Linked DNA regions of Mus musculus: region 2 is linked to region 1. A link is a loop called in an ENCODE intact Hi-C map of the cell type or tissue named here. Cell type or tissue: left cerebral cortex. All regions are shown on one strand.

What was found. Hi-C counts contacts between places; a loop is a spot of excess contacts. Peaks named below come from ENCODE experiments on the same cell type or tissue, not always from the same donor. Only the 100,000 strongest peaks of a DNase experiment are listed, where the experiment ranks them.
Region 2: it touches region 1 in a loop (4-fold over the local background); 8 of 42 quality-filtered maps call a loop at or near these places.

The regions. Positions count from the first base shown.
Region 1 is chr2:181,182,472-181,190,471 of GRCm38, forward strand. It overlaps Ppdpf (pancreatic progenitor cell differentiation and proliferation factor), which reads left to right and starts at 4,776. Exons shown (of 5, transcript NM_001356427.1): 1 at 4,776-4,983; 2 at 5,194-5,265; 3 at 5,338-5,415; 4 at 5,533-5,629; 5 at 5,711-6,033. The coding sequence starts at 5,211. The coding sequence ends at 5,828. Gm24892 (a small nuclear RNA gene) reads left to right here and starts at 1,041; the gene lies at 1,041-1,144. In left cerebral cortex, CTCF peaks have their summits at 4,261 and 4,850; DNase peaks (open chromatin) are centred at 4,283, 4,802 and 5,274; H3K4me3 peaks cover 1,940 bases; H3K27ac peaks cover 1,953 bases.
Region 2 is chr2:181,303,927-181,311,926 of GRCm38, forward strand. It overlaps Stmn3 (stathmin-like 3), which reads right to left. Exons shown (of 5, transcript NM_009133.3): 2 at 5,221-5,316; 3 at 4,795-4,970; 4 at 3,290-3,481; 5 at 2,533-2,897. The coding sequence ends at 2,838. Among named protein-coding and RNA genes, the nearest start is that of Stmn3, 6.6 kb to the right of the region's middle. In left cerebral cortex, CTCF peaks have their summits at 3,377 and 6,261 (motif pointing right); DNase peaks (open chromatin) are centred at 3,360 and 7,644; H3K4me3 peaks cover 433 bases; H3K27ac peaks cover 43 bases.

The DNA.
Region 1 (8,000 bases):
TTCATATCCTTCACATTCTCCTACATCCTGACCCAGTACCCAAACCGTGCAGATACTGCAGCCTACAAAATCCACCAAGCAGAGAAGGGCTGGTGTTCTCCGACCTCATCCTTTTTACTTGACAGGTATCTCTTACACGCGTTCTCGCGACCGGCCAGGAAGAACGCAACAAACCGGAATCTTCTGCGGCAAAGCTTTATTGCTTACATCTTCAGGAGCCAGAGAGCAAGAGAGCAAGAGCAAGAGCTCTATTGCTTACATCTTTAGGAGCCAGAGCGCAAGAGAGCAAGAGCAAGAACTCTATTGCTTACATCTTTAGGAGCCAGAGCGCAAGAGAGCAAGAGCAAGACAGAGAATGGCGAAACCCATTCCCTTTTAAGGAGAATTATCCTCCGCCTAGGACGTGTCACTCCCTGATTGGCTGCAGCCCATCGGCCGAGTTGTCGTCACGGGGAAGGCAGAGCACATGGGGTGGAGAACTACCCTTGGCACATGCGCAGATTATTTGTTTACCACTTAGAACACAGGATGTCAGCGCCATCTTGCAACGGCGAATGTGAGGGCGGCTTCCCACAGGTATCCACTCACCTGTGGTCATTCATAGGAGAAGTGGAGTCTGCAAGTCAGCTGCTAGCCAGATCAAACAGCCAGTGGGAGGTCACACTTCAGGGCTCCTAACCGTGGCTTTCCAATATGAGCCATGACCCAGGGACTGGTCAACATCTGGAGCTGGACTGTGATGTAGCCAGCCTCACTAGGAACCTCAGAGGAGGTAAGAAAGGATGAGGTGTCTACTCTGAGGTCATAGCAAACTGTCTGCACAGATGCTAGGGACGACCTGAGGACAAAGCCCCATGGCCTCTGTCCACACACTAACCAGCATGTATAGAGGTCAGAGAACAATTCTGTGGAGTCAGTTCCCTTCTTCCACTTTTATGTGGGATCCATGGGCCTAACTTAGGTTACCAAGTTTGCAAGGCAAGAGTGCTGAACCATCTCATCAAATAGCATTTTTCTACTTTAAAGAAAGAAATTATCCCATGCTTGCTTCGACAGCACATATAGTGAAATTGGAACAATGCAGAGATTAACATGGCCCCTGCCCAGGGACAACATGCAAATTCATGAATTATTCCATATTTACAAGAAAAAAATTAAGACTATCCCAGAGCTGGCGTAATGGTACATGCCTGGGCCCTCTGCACATGGGAAGCTGAAGCAGAAGATTCACTTGAGCTCAAGAGTCTGAAGCCAGCCTGGATAGCAGAGTGAGAACTCATCTTAGCTAGGAAGGAAGGGGGAATGGAGGGAGAGGGTGAGGGAAGGAGAGAGACAGACAGACAGGCAGACAGATGAAAGACGCTCCCTTCAGACTCTACTACAGACGCTGATCTTGACACTGAGAATGAGGTGGGATGATTAGGGAGACCCAGATCATAGCCAAGGGTGGCGTGGGAGAGACAGAAGGCCTTCTTGTCCAGCTGGGGATAATCAGCTGCTGGTCCCCCACTGTGAGCCTCTCCATTGAAGCCTCTCCCAGGCATATCCATCCAAGCAAAGCAGTTAGCTTGCCCCAGTGTGGGAAACTCTCATGGCACTTCTTCTTTCCTTTCCTGGGTGCTGACCCACCATCTGGATCACAAACTCTGCTCCTAAGAGGATACTGTAGGGAGAACACCTGGCAGGAAGTGGGCACAGCACATCTGCAGCCTTAACCTGTCCAACACAGCAGAGGACTATACCTCTAAACTGTCCATCCCTGAGACAGCCAGAAAGGCCCCTGGTGGGACCCAACCTTACTCCCACAGAGCAGATTCAGAGAGGCTGCGTATCTCCAGGACAGCATAGCACAGGCTGTAAGACATCCACAAGCTACATACATCCTATTTCCTGCTGGAAATGGACAAGGCACCTCCTTCTGCACCAAACAGGAGGTGGGACCAGGCTTGACCTCCTTAATAGACCAATGTTCCATAGTTCCTACTAGACTCTGGAACTTTGCAAACGCTGGGCAATGTGAGGCTGGTCTTACTCAGCCTCTACTTCCTGAGGAACAAGGGCAGCCATTGCTTCTTCAGTGAATACATCTGTGCATTCTGGCCTTTTGATGAAGAGAGAGATAATCCAACCCTGGAAACAGGTGGCAAGGCTAGAACCAGTCTCAACAGAAGCCCTGGCAGCCCTGTCCTCCCCTCCCCCCATGGAAGCCCTAAACCCCTGTATATATGTACTACATATATTGCCTGAAACCCTAGAGGTGGCCCACACTCATATCTGACTCATCTGTGTCCCTGCTGAGTAACCACCATGTCTCCAAATCAGGGCAGATAGTTCACACTTCAGATAAACAGTGTTAAGTTCCAATCCCAATCTCAAGTTTGTGCAAACTGTACGAGGCCTTCTTCCAAACCAGTTTACAGTTGAATCCTGACAGTCCCTCCCCTCAGCCTGGTCTCTCTGGCCTTTGTCTGAACCACACAGGTGTTACATAGCTTTTCCTGGGGAACACAACAAGTATCTGTTCACTGCAGGCAGGACGTTAATGACAGACCAAAGAAGAAATTCCAAGTCTAGCTTGTGAACCAATGAGTTTACTAGAATTACTGATGGAAGCGTGGGTATTTGGTGGTTAATCTTAGCAGACTTGATGGGAGTTCGAGCCACTATGGAAATGAGCCTTTGCACATGTTGTCTGTGAAGAAGTCTCTAGATTGGAACTGAGGTGGGAAGACATTCCCCAAATGTGGACAGTGCCATCCCATGGGCTGCATTCTTGAATAAACAAAGAAAAGGAGAGTGAGGTGAGCACCAGCCATCATCTTTCTGTTTCCTAACTGCAGACATGACCATGCTGCCTCATGTTCCTGCTGCCATGATGTCCCTCTGCAACAGACTGTATGACAATGAGTAAACTACTAAGATGTAAGGGTCACTTACAAAAGTGAAGGTGACTCAGAAGCTCAGTCACAAGGCTCATATGAGGCTGAGTGACAAGTCAAGGAGGCTGCTTGAGTTTCCTGGTTGCAGTCTACTATGCTGGAGCGTCCCCTTGTCCCAGCAATCAGTTACAGTTTATATAACCTGGAGAAGAGTGTGGCAAGTGTTGGTAAATCTCTTGTGAGTTCCTGGAACTCTCTTGTAATTGTTTGTTTCGAGACAGGCCTTCTCTATGTAGCCCTGGTCATCCTGGAACTAGCTCTGTAAACCAAGCTGGCTCCGAGCTCACAGAGATTCGCCTGCCTCTGCTTCCCAAGTGCTGGGATAAAGGCGTGTGCAATCATCAGCAAGTCCTTGTATTCTTGGGAGGTTTTATTTTTCACTCATCTCATATGCAATACATCCCCACAGCAGCCTCCCTTTCTCCTTCTCCCTGACCTTGCCCATCTCCCATCTTCCCCAGATCCATTGTTCCTCTCTTTCCCTTCAGAAAAGAGCAGGCATAAGAAGATGCAATAGAACTAGGCATATATCCTTTACTTTCTTTTCAGAGGGAATTTTCACTACAGGAAATAGCTAATAACCACTGGAGATGCCCATGTACTTGACCAGGACAGTTCAGGGTAAGTCATAGAATCTGAAGTACATAACACTATGAAGACAGAAGTCTCACCCTCCTGGTGTCACCAGGACGGTCCTTATCAGTGGCCTTACTCACTTGTACTGCTGTCATGTCAACTGCCCCCACCTCTTTTTCATTACACCTTACCCATCTCCTTTATGATCTCTAAACCAGCACCCCTACTGGACCATTTCTTGTCTGGTTTTCCCGAGCCTGGATCAATGCTTGCACAGAGTAGGTCTCAACAAATCCAAGCAAAGGGTCCCAGCCAAGCAGCCTTGAGACTTCGGCGACACAAGAGCCTCCTCCTGGGATCCTACTAGCCTCAGCCTAGTCGGTTCTCCCTGAGCCTCCAATGAAGTCCAGCATCTTTGGTTATAGGAGAAGCATGCTGCACGAAGCTGGCTCATGATCCTCTCGGTCTGACAGAACACAGGCTGCTGAGGAAGGGAAGGGTGGGCAGGGCATGCTGGCCAGCCCTAACTTGATTCCCCCCAAACATGAGTCTCCGACCAACAATGGAAGCTACTAGAGACTGTCTCTGTTAGAGCTCTCTCTGACCCCAAGGCTTCGTCTGTCTTCCATCACTCCTCTCCAAACAGAACACAGGTTGGGAATGATGAACAACAATGCGAGTCAGGACTTGAAAGACAGACAGCTCCTCAGCTTACCAAGGGCAGGCTATTCCCTACAGGACCGCTTGGGGGCTCCAGGCACCATCCAGTGAGCCCAGAAAACAGAGATTGCGATGGTAGGGAGGTGCGCGGCAACAGCTTGTGCTTACTTATGTTAAACAGATCCACTCAGTCAAGGGTCGGAGTGAGGTACGTGGAAAATAAAGCCTGCGGGGACCAGCGAAAGCAGCGGGCAGCCCCAAGTAAAGGGAACAAGAACACCAAACAGGCTGTACTACATGAGACCACATCCGAGAGGGTGGCACAGACTGAGGGGCACATGAGATTCTTTAACCTCTTCTATCCGGGTTCGAGTCCGAACCAGGCAGGAAAAAAGCAGCAGAGCTGGTTTCGACTGGAGCGAAACCACAGATGTTTGATCAAGGAGGTTAGGGCCAATGTGGAACTTTGCAGAACCTAGCATTGCAGAAGGTAGGGTGGATTCTTGCTCCGCTCGGGGTGGAGTCTAATAGGGAAGGGCGGGACCACTTCGTGCTACTTCTGGTCTATCAGGGGAGCTCAAAAGTCTCATGGGTGGGCCCGCTGTGAAGCGGGAGGGGCTTTGACGCGCGCCCCGCCTCCCAGTGGTGCGTCTTTTGCGGTGCAGGAAAGCTACTAAGTACGCGCGTGCGCATAGCGCGCGTGGGTCCTAAAGTGGTGTTTCGTGGGTTATCTTTGCAAATGGGCTCCGCGGCCTAGCGCCCTGGTGGCCTAAAAACGAAGCCTGCAAGGAAGGGGTTCTCCGCCGAGGTGAGGGCAGTGACGAAGGCAGCCGGCGGTGGGGTGGGGGAGGCGCGTCTTCTTGGGGCCAGGAGCAGACAAAGCCCCTTTGTCTCACCACGCAGCCGGACCGGGCTGGTTGGAGCCGCTTGGAAACCTGGCACTGTCAGGACCCGGGAGACTCGGGGAACCCTCCGGTGTGCGGTGACCAGGGCCCACATTCTGCTCTCGTCTCCGCAGCGCCTCGGTCCTGAAGCATGGCAGCCATCCCTTCCAGCGGCTCGCTCGTGGCTACCCATGACTACTATCGGCGTAAGTAGCCCCTCGCCAGCCCCGCCCAGGGCTGGCCCAGGGCCCTGTGGCTGACCCGCCTCCCCTTCCCAGGACGCCTGGGCTCCTCGTCCAGCAGCAGCTCCGGCGGAAGTGCCGAGTACCCTGGGGACGCCGTGCTCCAGTCCCCGGGTAAGTGCAGAACCAGCCAGCGGAAGGGCAGAGTTCACGTCCTAAGGCGGAGTGGGGTGGGGGATGGGTAGCGTGGAGAAGGACTTGACCCCATCGTGACCCTCCTTTGCTCCTCAGGTCTTCCCAAAGCCGACCCGGGCCACTGGTGGGCCAGCTTCTTTTTCGGGAAATCCACACTCCCGTTCATGACTACAGTGTTGGAGTCTCCTGAGCGGTGAGTCCATCTTCCATGTGGTTGTGGGGGTGGCCCCAATTAAAGCAAATGCCGACCCAGTGACCTATGCTCTCCTTACAGCTCGGCAGAATCCCCCCAGGTCTCCAGAAGCCCGATGACCTGTGGCCTGACTCCTGAAACCATGAAGCAGCAGCCAGTCATCCATTCTGGCCAGACCAACCCCAGGGACCTTTCCTGACCTATCAGAATCTGCAGCCTGCCCAAGCTGAAGTGGTGCTAGGCCAGTGCCTACCCTCTCGACCCTCCCTGTAAACTAGGAAGGCTGAACAAGAGAAACCAGTAGAAGCTGGAGAGAGCCCCCTCTTGGTTCACAGCACTGAACTTTCCTGACCCCATAACTGTGTCTTGGCACAAAGCAGAAAATAAACTCACAGCAGCCACCCTCCCCTGGTATGTTTGAAACATTACTGAATCCAGCCTTGCTTCCTGCTGGATGCTATACTGCTCCCAGGCTTTCCTGACAGCTCCTTGAGACCCTTCCCAGTGATACCCCTGCATCTGGTGAGATACCCTCTCAAGTGGGCCTGGCCCCAGGTAGACAGTCCAGGGGAAGCTGGGCCTCTGGCTGAGTTTGGGAGCTCTCAGTTCCTACACAGGAACCTGGTGGGTGATCTTGGGTCAGGCCCTCCCCACTACTTGCTGCACGGCTGGTTCCCCAAGGTTGGGGATACTAGCTCAGACTGAAAGAGGGTTACAAACACAGGAAGTCTAGCCTCTAGGTCAGAGGGCATAGGAGCTGAGGGGGGTGGCTGAAATGGCAAGGTTAGGGTGGAGTCTTAGGTGTGGCTCAGCAAGCCTTTCTGCTACCTCACCTGGTAAACAGCTGCACTCTCCCCAGGGAACTAAAGCCTGTGCCTCTGACTGCTGAGCCTCCCTCCTGCCTGCCCTCAGGGTATCCGGAAAGCTTGAAGAAGGCTGCCCTTAACTCCCAAACAAGTAGTCCAATGGAGGAGGCTCTTTTCCCCTTTGGTGGACTCAGAACAGGAAATGAGTTTTACTTAGGCCAGATGAAGCTCACAGAGCTGCTCCTTGTCAGCTAGAAGCTAGGGACAGCCAACAGCTCCAGGCGGCAAGGAGAGTGGTTCCATCTTCCCTTCCCCTTTGTGGATTCTCTGAAGTCTTGTCAGATGTACAGCTGCAGCTGGCAAAGCTGAGAAGTGAGTATTTTAGTGACTTGCAGAAGGGTTAGAGAAAAGTTGTAGAGAATAATCAGAAGTATAAAGAATGACGTTAAGATGATAGTAAAGGAAAGATTTTGGGATCTACTCTGATCTTGAGTGATAACCCTCTGAAGAGATAGGCCTAGGGCTGGTTACACTGTAGGTTCTGGAACAAGCCCTGCAATCTCAGCAAAGCCAGGCTGACATGTTTACAAGTGCTGTCAGGCACCTGTGTTTGTTTGTGGTGCCAGGACTTTGTTCTCAGAAAGTGTATTCAGGTCAGGCTGCCACATCCAAGTTGTACCACAAGGTTTTTGCCAGAAGCACCTGTAGGTTTGGGTAGCTCCCTCTTTGAAAAGTCCCTGAGGCTTCTAAAAGTCAGCCCTTCTCATAGTAAGGCATTCTAGGAACCAGGCCAGTTCTTCCCACAAGGCCTTACTACGATGATGTCACCCTTAGTTACTGTAGTAGTTACTCAGTCTACCTGGAGCTGAGGAGAAAGCTCAGGTGGCAAAGGCTTGCCTTGCCAATGAGAAGACCTGAGTTTGAATTTTGGAATCCCCATAAAAGCTAGATGCATTGTTTTCTACCTCAGTGCTGGGGGTACGGGCTCGTTAGGCTAACGATGAGAGACCCTTTCTTTAAAAAATGGCGCACACCTTTAATCCTAGCACTCGGGAGGCAGAGGCAGGTGGATTTCTGAGTTCGAGGCCAGCCTGGTCTACAAAGTGAGTTCCAGAACAGCCAGGGCTACACAGAGAAACCCTGTCTCAAAACAACAACAACAAAATGGCACCCTAGGAACAACCCCTGTTGTTGTCATCAGACTGACATGCAAATGCAGAGTACCTGGTAACACTGTAGGTTCTTAAAAAAGAAAATCAGGGGGATAAAAGATACATATTTCACCTTTCACAGAGTAAGCTGGAGACAGCGAAAAGATTTCCTTTAAAAAGCAAACACTTCAGAACCAGCAAAACTTAAAGTCATTTTTTAAAATTTAGCTCTCGGGCTGGTGAGATGGCTCAGCAGGTAAGAGCACCGGACTGCTCTTCCGAAGGTCCGGAGTTCAAATCCCAGCAACCACATGGTGGCTCACAACCATCCGTAAGGAGATCTGACTCCCTCTTCTGGAGTGTCTGAAGACAGCTACAGTGTACTTACATATAATCAATAAATAAATCTTTAAA
Region 2 (8,000 bases), 120 kb after region 1:
TCTTGTGCTTCTCTCTGAGTTGTGGAAAGCAGTATCTCTCCAGGGACTAGCCTGGAAGCCCACATATGAACCTGAGCAGATGTGTGTGGCCTTTCTAGTGCATGATTCTCACTTGGCATCCCCAGTAACTTTTTGGGTTTTAGGGAGGCAGGTATATCCACAAGATCAATTAGGGTATCACCTCATCCCCTGAAGCTGGGAATAACCTGCTGTCTACTGGTGACCCAGTACAAGTCCATAGAGCTATGGGTCAAGTTGCTGCCAGGCAGTTCCATTTCAGGAATCCCTAAAGCCTTGAGCCTCAAGACAGAATTTGATTCTGACTTTAGACCAGATCCTATCATCAGCAACTGACCTGCTGGAAAGCCCCACAGTCCAATAGGACACCCCTTAGAAAAGTTCCTTTTTGGGAGATAGGGGTGGCCCCAGTAACAGCCAGACAAGGCTGAGGTCTGACTCTCTAGCTTGTTCCTGTGACATTGTGTTGACATACTTACTCCCCAAAACAATCATGGTTTAGAAATATGACAGCTGGAGTTTTATCAAAGATAAATGCTCCCTTACAGTGAGCTCACAGGCTTCCTTGGCTCAGCAGATGACAGACACAAAACTAGATAACACAGCTATTTCTAAACACACAGTATCTTTCTAAAATTGCATTTATTTATTTATTTTATTGTGTATGTATGTATGTATGTATGTATGTATAAGTGTGCATGCTATGGCATGCTTGTGGAGGTCAGAGGAGAAGCTAATGACTTGGTTCCCTTCTGCCACGTGAGTCCTGGCGATTGGACTCAGATCCTCAGATTTGGCAGAAAGTTCCTTTACTGCCTGAACCATTTTGTTGGTTCAGGGTCTTTTTCTTATTAATTTAATTTGTAAGTTCACTGGGTGCATGCTACACTGGACTTTAGCTACTTAAGAGTTGCTATTAGCCGGGCAGTGGTGGCCCATGCCTTTAATCCCAGCATTCGGGAGGCAGAGGCAGACGGATTTCTGAGTTGGAGGCCAGCCTGGTCTACAAAGTGAGTTCCAGGACAGCCAGGGCTACACAGAGAAACCCTGTCTCGAAAAACCTAAATAAATAAATAAATAAATAAATAAATAAATAGAGTTGCCATTAGAAGAAATCTAAGTCTCAGTTCCTTTTCTCCTTTCCCTTCTGAGTCCCACAAAACCCACTTGTGGGCACTGTAGAGTTCAGGTCCTGACTGTTGCTTCCTCTTGTGATTGAACTATTTCCCCCAAGCCACTGCAATGGCCAGTGTCCTCTGTTTCCTGGATAGGCTCTAGAAGACCTTTCCTAGTGCCCTTAAGGGTTTTTCTTGCCTGATAGAGTGTGGGGGCACCCATGGCTACAGCCACCTGGTTTCTGCAGCCTCAGTTCTAGGTTGTTAAAGAACACATCATTTATCTTCCTCACATTTTATACCAGGCAGGTGAGAAGGTATCGTGACTTCTGGAACTCAGTGGTGGAATGGGGCTACATGGAAAAGAGAGAAAGTGCTGCCTTATTACAAAATCATGGGATTTCCAGTATGTCCAAGCAGGTAACCATCTTCAAAGGTCACCATTGGGACATTGGGAGCCCCTGGGCTGAGAAAGAGGAAAGGACCATGCCTAGATGCTTAAGCGTGAGAGGCCTAGAGTCAGGTTTTCTGTCCTTGGTAAGGGTTTCAGGATGAATGTGGGGAGCGTGACTTGGGAACTCTGACCCTTCCAGCATCTAAATCTGCAGACACCTGGTCCTAAAGAATCTCGCACCCCCAAGAGCTCCCTGAGAATTCGTGGCTGCTCCTTTCTCATACCTGGCCATGCCTGCCAATAAGTGAGGCTAGAATTCCAGGGTCCAGGAGTGTTCTTGGATAAAAGCACTTGACAGGGGGAAGGGGCCAGGGTTCCCAGGGGCTATAAAACCCCTGGATGGGGCAGGAGTATTGAGTGGCTCCACAGAATGCCTCAGCCAATGCTTTACAAAGAGCATGTGCTTCTGAGACAGTAGGTACAGTTGGAGCCTCTGCCTCCCGAGTGCTGGGATAAAAGGCGTGGGCCACCACGCCCGGCTGAGCATGTACTTCTGCAACAGTAGGTACAGTTGGAGGTATCCATGATGAGCTCTCTGGACCACAGACATTCACGGGCCCTTGGTGGAGAATACTTACCCAGACCAGTTCAGGTGAGAAAATGCTCCATCACAGCCATTATGCAATGACTACAGGCTCTAAAATTGGCCCCGGGGGGGCCCTGGATTAGGTGAGCCCAGGACTCCCATGAAACCACATTAGAATGTTGTAATCTCACTCTTCAGCTCTGCTAGCTCTGTTGCACAAAGGCTCCAGGGCTGACCACAGTGACAGAGTGGACCCAACCTGCTCTGGGGGTCCCCAGTCTTTCTTTGCCCTCTACAGAGTCTCTCCACGGTTTCCTATAAAATTTCAGGTAGATGCTGCTGTCTGACCTGCAGAAGCTGAGAAGACGAACTCTCATGCAACCCAGTCTGGGAACCTGAATGAAAAGCCACACGTTTGTGCCACTGCCACTAGATTTATTAAGGTTGCCAACACATCCACTAAGAGGGCCACTAAGAGAGCCCCAGCCACACCTGGCCTAGTGTCTGAATAGGGGACCATATCTCCTGCCTAAGGAGCTCCTTCAGGAAGAGCCCAAGGTCAGACACGTTACAAGGACTGGACAGTTCAGAGTGTGGGAAAAAAGCAGGAAGCTGAGGGGTACAGGGGAGCAGATAGGAGCAGGCACAAAATTCGCATCTAGACAGAATTGAAAACAAAAACAAAACCCGAAAACGTTCTTGTCGCCGCTGGGTCCAATACTCCTTAGCCAGACATTTCCTCCCGCTGCTCCTTGTTCCTGCGCACCTCAGCAGCGTGCAGCTCCTGTGAAGACAGAGGTAGGAACCCTGAGGAGCGGCCAAGGGTAAGGGCGTCCCCAAGAACTTCCAGGGTTATAGGTGCACCACTATACTTCAGGAGTGCTGAAGCCACAGTGCTTAAGGATCAGACTAAGGGACTGAGCATCTGACCTCCAACGTAAACAAGTTCCATCTCTTGGAGCTAGATCCCGCGGCATGCAAATTCCTTCAGAGCGCTTCATAACTAATTTAACCATATACTACTGTGATCGTTGAATGTGTCTCACTAGAACCAGGTTCTGGGTCTGATTCCAACGCTGAGAGAAGTGCGCAACTTTAGAAAAACATTATTAGGACCTTCTTTACACGCGCGCGCGCACACACACACACATACACACCAAAACCTCGCGTGCCTACCTTCTCGCGCAGCCGCTCGCGCAGCGCTGCCAAGTGCGCCTCGCGGATCTCCTTGCTCAGCTCCATCTTGTAGTTGAGCTTCTCCTCCGCCAGGCGGCTAAAGTTATTGTTTTCTTCAAGCGCCTTGTGCAGCACCTCCCGTTCATGCTCACGCCGCTCTGCCAGCTGCTTCAGCACCTGAGCCTCCTGAGTCTGCACAGAGTTAGGGGTTAGTGAGCAGTGGCCCGAATCCCTCCTAAGCCAGGCATTCACTCTCAGGTGCCCAGCCGCTAGACAAGCCCCATGAGCCTCACCTGCCAGGACTTGGATCCAAAAGCTGTCCAGAGGATGGTCTCGACCATCTCTGGCCTGGGACCCAAGCAGGTTAGGAGGGTGTCAAGTTTCTGTTGTAGAAGGCCCGCTCTGTCCCTTTGTTCCCAGCTTGGCCATGACTCACTTGTCCCGCTGTCCTGGCTCTAACCAGTACTCATCACTCTTCCTTAGGCTCCTGCGACTAGTTTCTATGAGGTTAGGCGCCTTACAATGTCCTGCACCCCATCCCAGTTTGCCTGGAACTTCTGGAGTTTTTGCACTGAAAAATCGGTTTGCCCTCTAGTGCCAGGTGAACCGCAGTGGCTTGCCGTTTGCGCTACCTTCAGCCACAGAGTCTTCTTGTTGGGCTGAGAACTCCCAGCCTCACAAATGTTGAAGGAGCAGGGTAAATTCTGAACTGTGAGTTGTGGTGGCTTCTCCAGACCACCCGTAGGCAACTGTCTGTTAAACACTGAGCAGGTACAGAGGCAGCTAAGTCATCTAGATCCTAGCTTCCCACTGTTTGTCAGCAAAGGCCACAGGGATCTGGGAAGGGACATTGTGGTGCCACTCTATCCTGCCATGGTTGGGGAAAGGAGTGTCTGGTGACCCTGGAATAACAGATAATGGGGAGATCCAGCATCCCTGGGGTGATTAGCCCCTGGCCTAGGCTTCCTCCTGAATGATGCTGAGCACCTATGGGTGCATCAGTCTTCAAGGTAAACTTGCTGAGCCTGGGTCCTGTTGTGTATGGACTAAGTCATTTCCCCTGTCCAGTGGGCTTTGCCTCTGGGATCTCAATCCTAGAACAAATTTTGTTCTCTATGTTTCAGTTTCAAAGGGGCTGATGTGAAGACTGTGAGCCCCATTCATATCTTCCAGGGCTCCACTGAACTATCACCTACCCAACCCAGCTAACTGTCTTTAGATGTGAGACCTTTTCTCCTCGATCTTCTGTCCTGAAAGGAGCACTAGCCTCAGCTTTATGTCTTAAGGGCTCTTTCTGGGGGAATTCAACCTGCCCTCCCTCTGCCATGATCGAGGTCCCCCTCAAGAATGTGGTTCCTATTGCCCTGTGTTTGTTACCATCTTGGCACATCCATCTTTCATCTCATTCCAATTGCTCAGCAGTAAGTTCTGCACTACCCAGCCCAATGCCCTGACCAAGCACAGGGCCTGGTCAGCAATGTCAAGTGTGTAAGGAGAGTCCTTGCCTTCCTCCGCTCCTCAGCTGCCTCCAGCCGCTTCTGCAGCTCTTCCAAGGAAGCATCCTTCCTCTTGGGAGGAGAAGAGAGCACAGGGCTCTCTGGAGATAGGTCAGAAGGAGACTTGAGGATGACCTCGAAGCTCTGGCCAGAGGCCCGCTTATCCAGCTGCTTCACTTCCATATCTGTAGGACAAGACCAGATGGGACTTCAGGAGGCCTGGTTTGGGCATACAGGCAGGATGAGAGGTTTATTTCCAGCACACATCCCAACAAGGGTTAAGAAGGGGTGCCGTTACTCTTTAGCATAGGCCCCTCCTCCCAGAATGACTCTCTCCAGCCAGTTCACAGCATTGCCAGAGGCCAGAAGAAACGAGAGAAGTAAGGTTGTCAGGCCCTAGCTGAGCAGGGCCAGCAGCTGTGTGGATACACTCACCTCCATACTGGTAGATGGTGTTCGGGTGAGGCTGAGAGTAGAAGCAGGAGCAAATGAGCGACAGCACAGATAACTCCTTCATCTTCTCCTTGTAGGCTGTGGATGTAAAGTCAAGGTGAGCAGGTACCATGATCCTGTGGTATTTCTAGGTCTTTGTATTCTACAGTGGCCTTTATCTATGTGCATATTTGTTTTGTGTTGTGAAGGGGTCTCCTGTAATCCGACTGGCCTTAAATTCACTTTGTAGCCTACAATGACTTTGAATTCTTTATCTGTCTGCTTCCATCTCCCAAATGCTGGATGTATAGGTGTGTATAACCATCATGGTCTTCTTTTTTTTTTTTTTTTTTTTAGATAGTCTTGCTATATAGCCCATGCTGGCCTGGAACTCGTCATGTACATCAGATTGGTGTTTGAACTCATGTTCCCAAAAACTGGGATTACACTTTTTGTATGTTTTTCTCTTTCTGCTGTGGTCCAAATGTTCACTTTCCAATATTCACAGGTTAAAGTCCTGCCCTAGTGTGGTAGTGTTAGGAGGCGAGCAGATCATAAAGGCACAACCTGGAACACAACCTTGTCTGAAGTAAGAAAATCAAAACTGTCAGACCCCTGAATGAGATTTGATCTCACTGCACAGGAGTCCTAGTGACACTTCAGTTTTTCCAACACGTGAAGTCACAAGGACACATCTATGAATGAGAAAGTAACCCTCACTGGACAAGCAAATCTAGTTTGACTTTGAGTTTCTTGTCTATAGATAAAATAAATTTCTACTTTTTAGAAGAAATGCCCAGCCTATAGGTATTTTTCTAATTAGTCTGAACAAACTATAACACTTCAGTCAGGGTCTCTGTCCTCTGTCTTTTTTACTTAATCACTGTTCCTGTGTCTTTCTCCTTTTGGATTTTTGCTTGTTTTCTTTTTCTTTTTTTTTAAGATTTATTTATTATTATATCTAAGTACACTGTAGCTATCTTCAGACACACCAGAAGAGGGAGTCAGATATCATTACAGATGGTTGTGAGCCACCATGTGGTTGCTGGGACTTGAACTCATGTCCTCCAGAAGAGCAGTCAGTGCTCTTAACCGCTGAGCCATCTCTCCAGCCCCAATTTTTCTGTTTTTAAACATGGTTTTACTCCAGTCCAGGCTGCCCTTTAACTCCCAATAATCTTTCTGCCTCAGCTTCCTGTGTTAAGATTACAAATATAAACTACTATACCCAGTTTTTGTATGTCTTTCTATGTCTCTGGTTGCCAGTTGTTCAAATTGTTTCTTTATCTGAGTATACCTTTCTGTGATTACTGGTAACTTTGTATCTTTGTTTGTTTGTTTGTCTCAAACTCATAAAAAGTTGCCTGTTACTGCCTCCAGTCTCCTGAGCAGGACAAGTACAGCTATAGGAAACTCTCCCAGTAGCTCCCCCTGTACCCACTCCCCCTCCACCTTCTTCCCTTTTTCCCTTCCTCAAAGACTGGATCTTGCTATATTACTCAAGATGGCCTTGGACTTTCTTGTTCAAGTAATCTTCCCACCCCCAAATCCCAAATAGCAGAGATTTCCACCTGTAGAGCATCTCTCTGTGTCTGTAAACTTGAGTAAGGTCTCACACACTATTGCTTCCTCCACATTTACCACTTTGAGGTGAAACTTTGTTCTCTCCAAACATCCACTCACTGCCCTTTCAGGTAGGATAGGCAGGTTCTACCAAGGGCAAAGACAAACCAAATATAGGAGCTGTCTACTGAGCTACAAGCTCACTGCTTTCTTCCAGATCAAGTGCCCCCATCCAATATTCTTGCTAATCAACTAGAAAGGGAGGCAAACTGGTAACTATGACCCTGACCCCCAACAGAAAGAAAGAAGGGCTCACTTTTAAAATGAAAATATTCTTACTGTTCCGGGTCCATTCACTTGTGAGCCAGCTCCATTGGAGACTACTGCCTTGGTAATGTTCAAGGATTCTGTAAGTCCAATACAGTTACTCCATTCCTCAGGGACAATGCTAGGTCTTAGCTTACTGAGATGACATTAACAACATTCATTGAAATGCAGTTCTAGATGATCAGTATTCCTCCCTCCATTCTATCATTTCCCAAAGTCGTGTAGTCTCTAAGGCTCAGATCTAGATTGCAGGGGGCTGGGTGGGGGAGAAGAGGAGGAGGAAGAGAAGAAGGAGGAGAAGGAGAAGAATAATTCAGGAAGGAAAAGAGGGGGCAAAGTCAGGAGGGGACAGACCTCAAAGGGGACTTCATGCTTTTTATTTTATTTTCTATGTATGGGTGCATATTTTTCTTTTGCCTGCATGTACATCTGTGTACCACATTTGTGCCTGATGTCTGTGGAGGTCAGAATAGAATAGTCAGATTCCCTGAGACTGGAGTTACAGAGATTTGTGAGCCACCACCATGTGGGTGGTAAGAAACAAACCTCGGTCCTCTGTAGGAGCAGCCATTGCTCTTATACTGTGAGTCATCTCTCCAGCCTTGCTTTATTTTTTCTTCTCTTCTCCACTTCTTCTACCCCTTCTTCCTTTCCTTCCTCCTTTTCTTTTCTTTCATTCTTTTTTTTTTTTTTTTTTTTTTTTGAGACAGGGTTTCTCTGTATAGCCCTGGCTGTCCTGGAACTCACTTTGTAGACCAGGCTGGCCTTGACCTCAGAAATCCGCCTGCCTCTGCCTCCTGAGTGCTGGGATTAAAGGCATGCGCCACCACGCCCGGCCCCTTCCTCCTTTTCTTTTTGTTTGTTGTTATTCTTTTTTTCTTTATAAAGGCAGG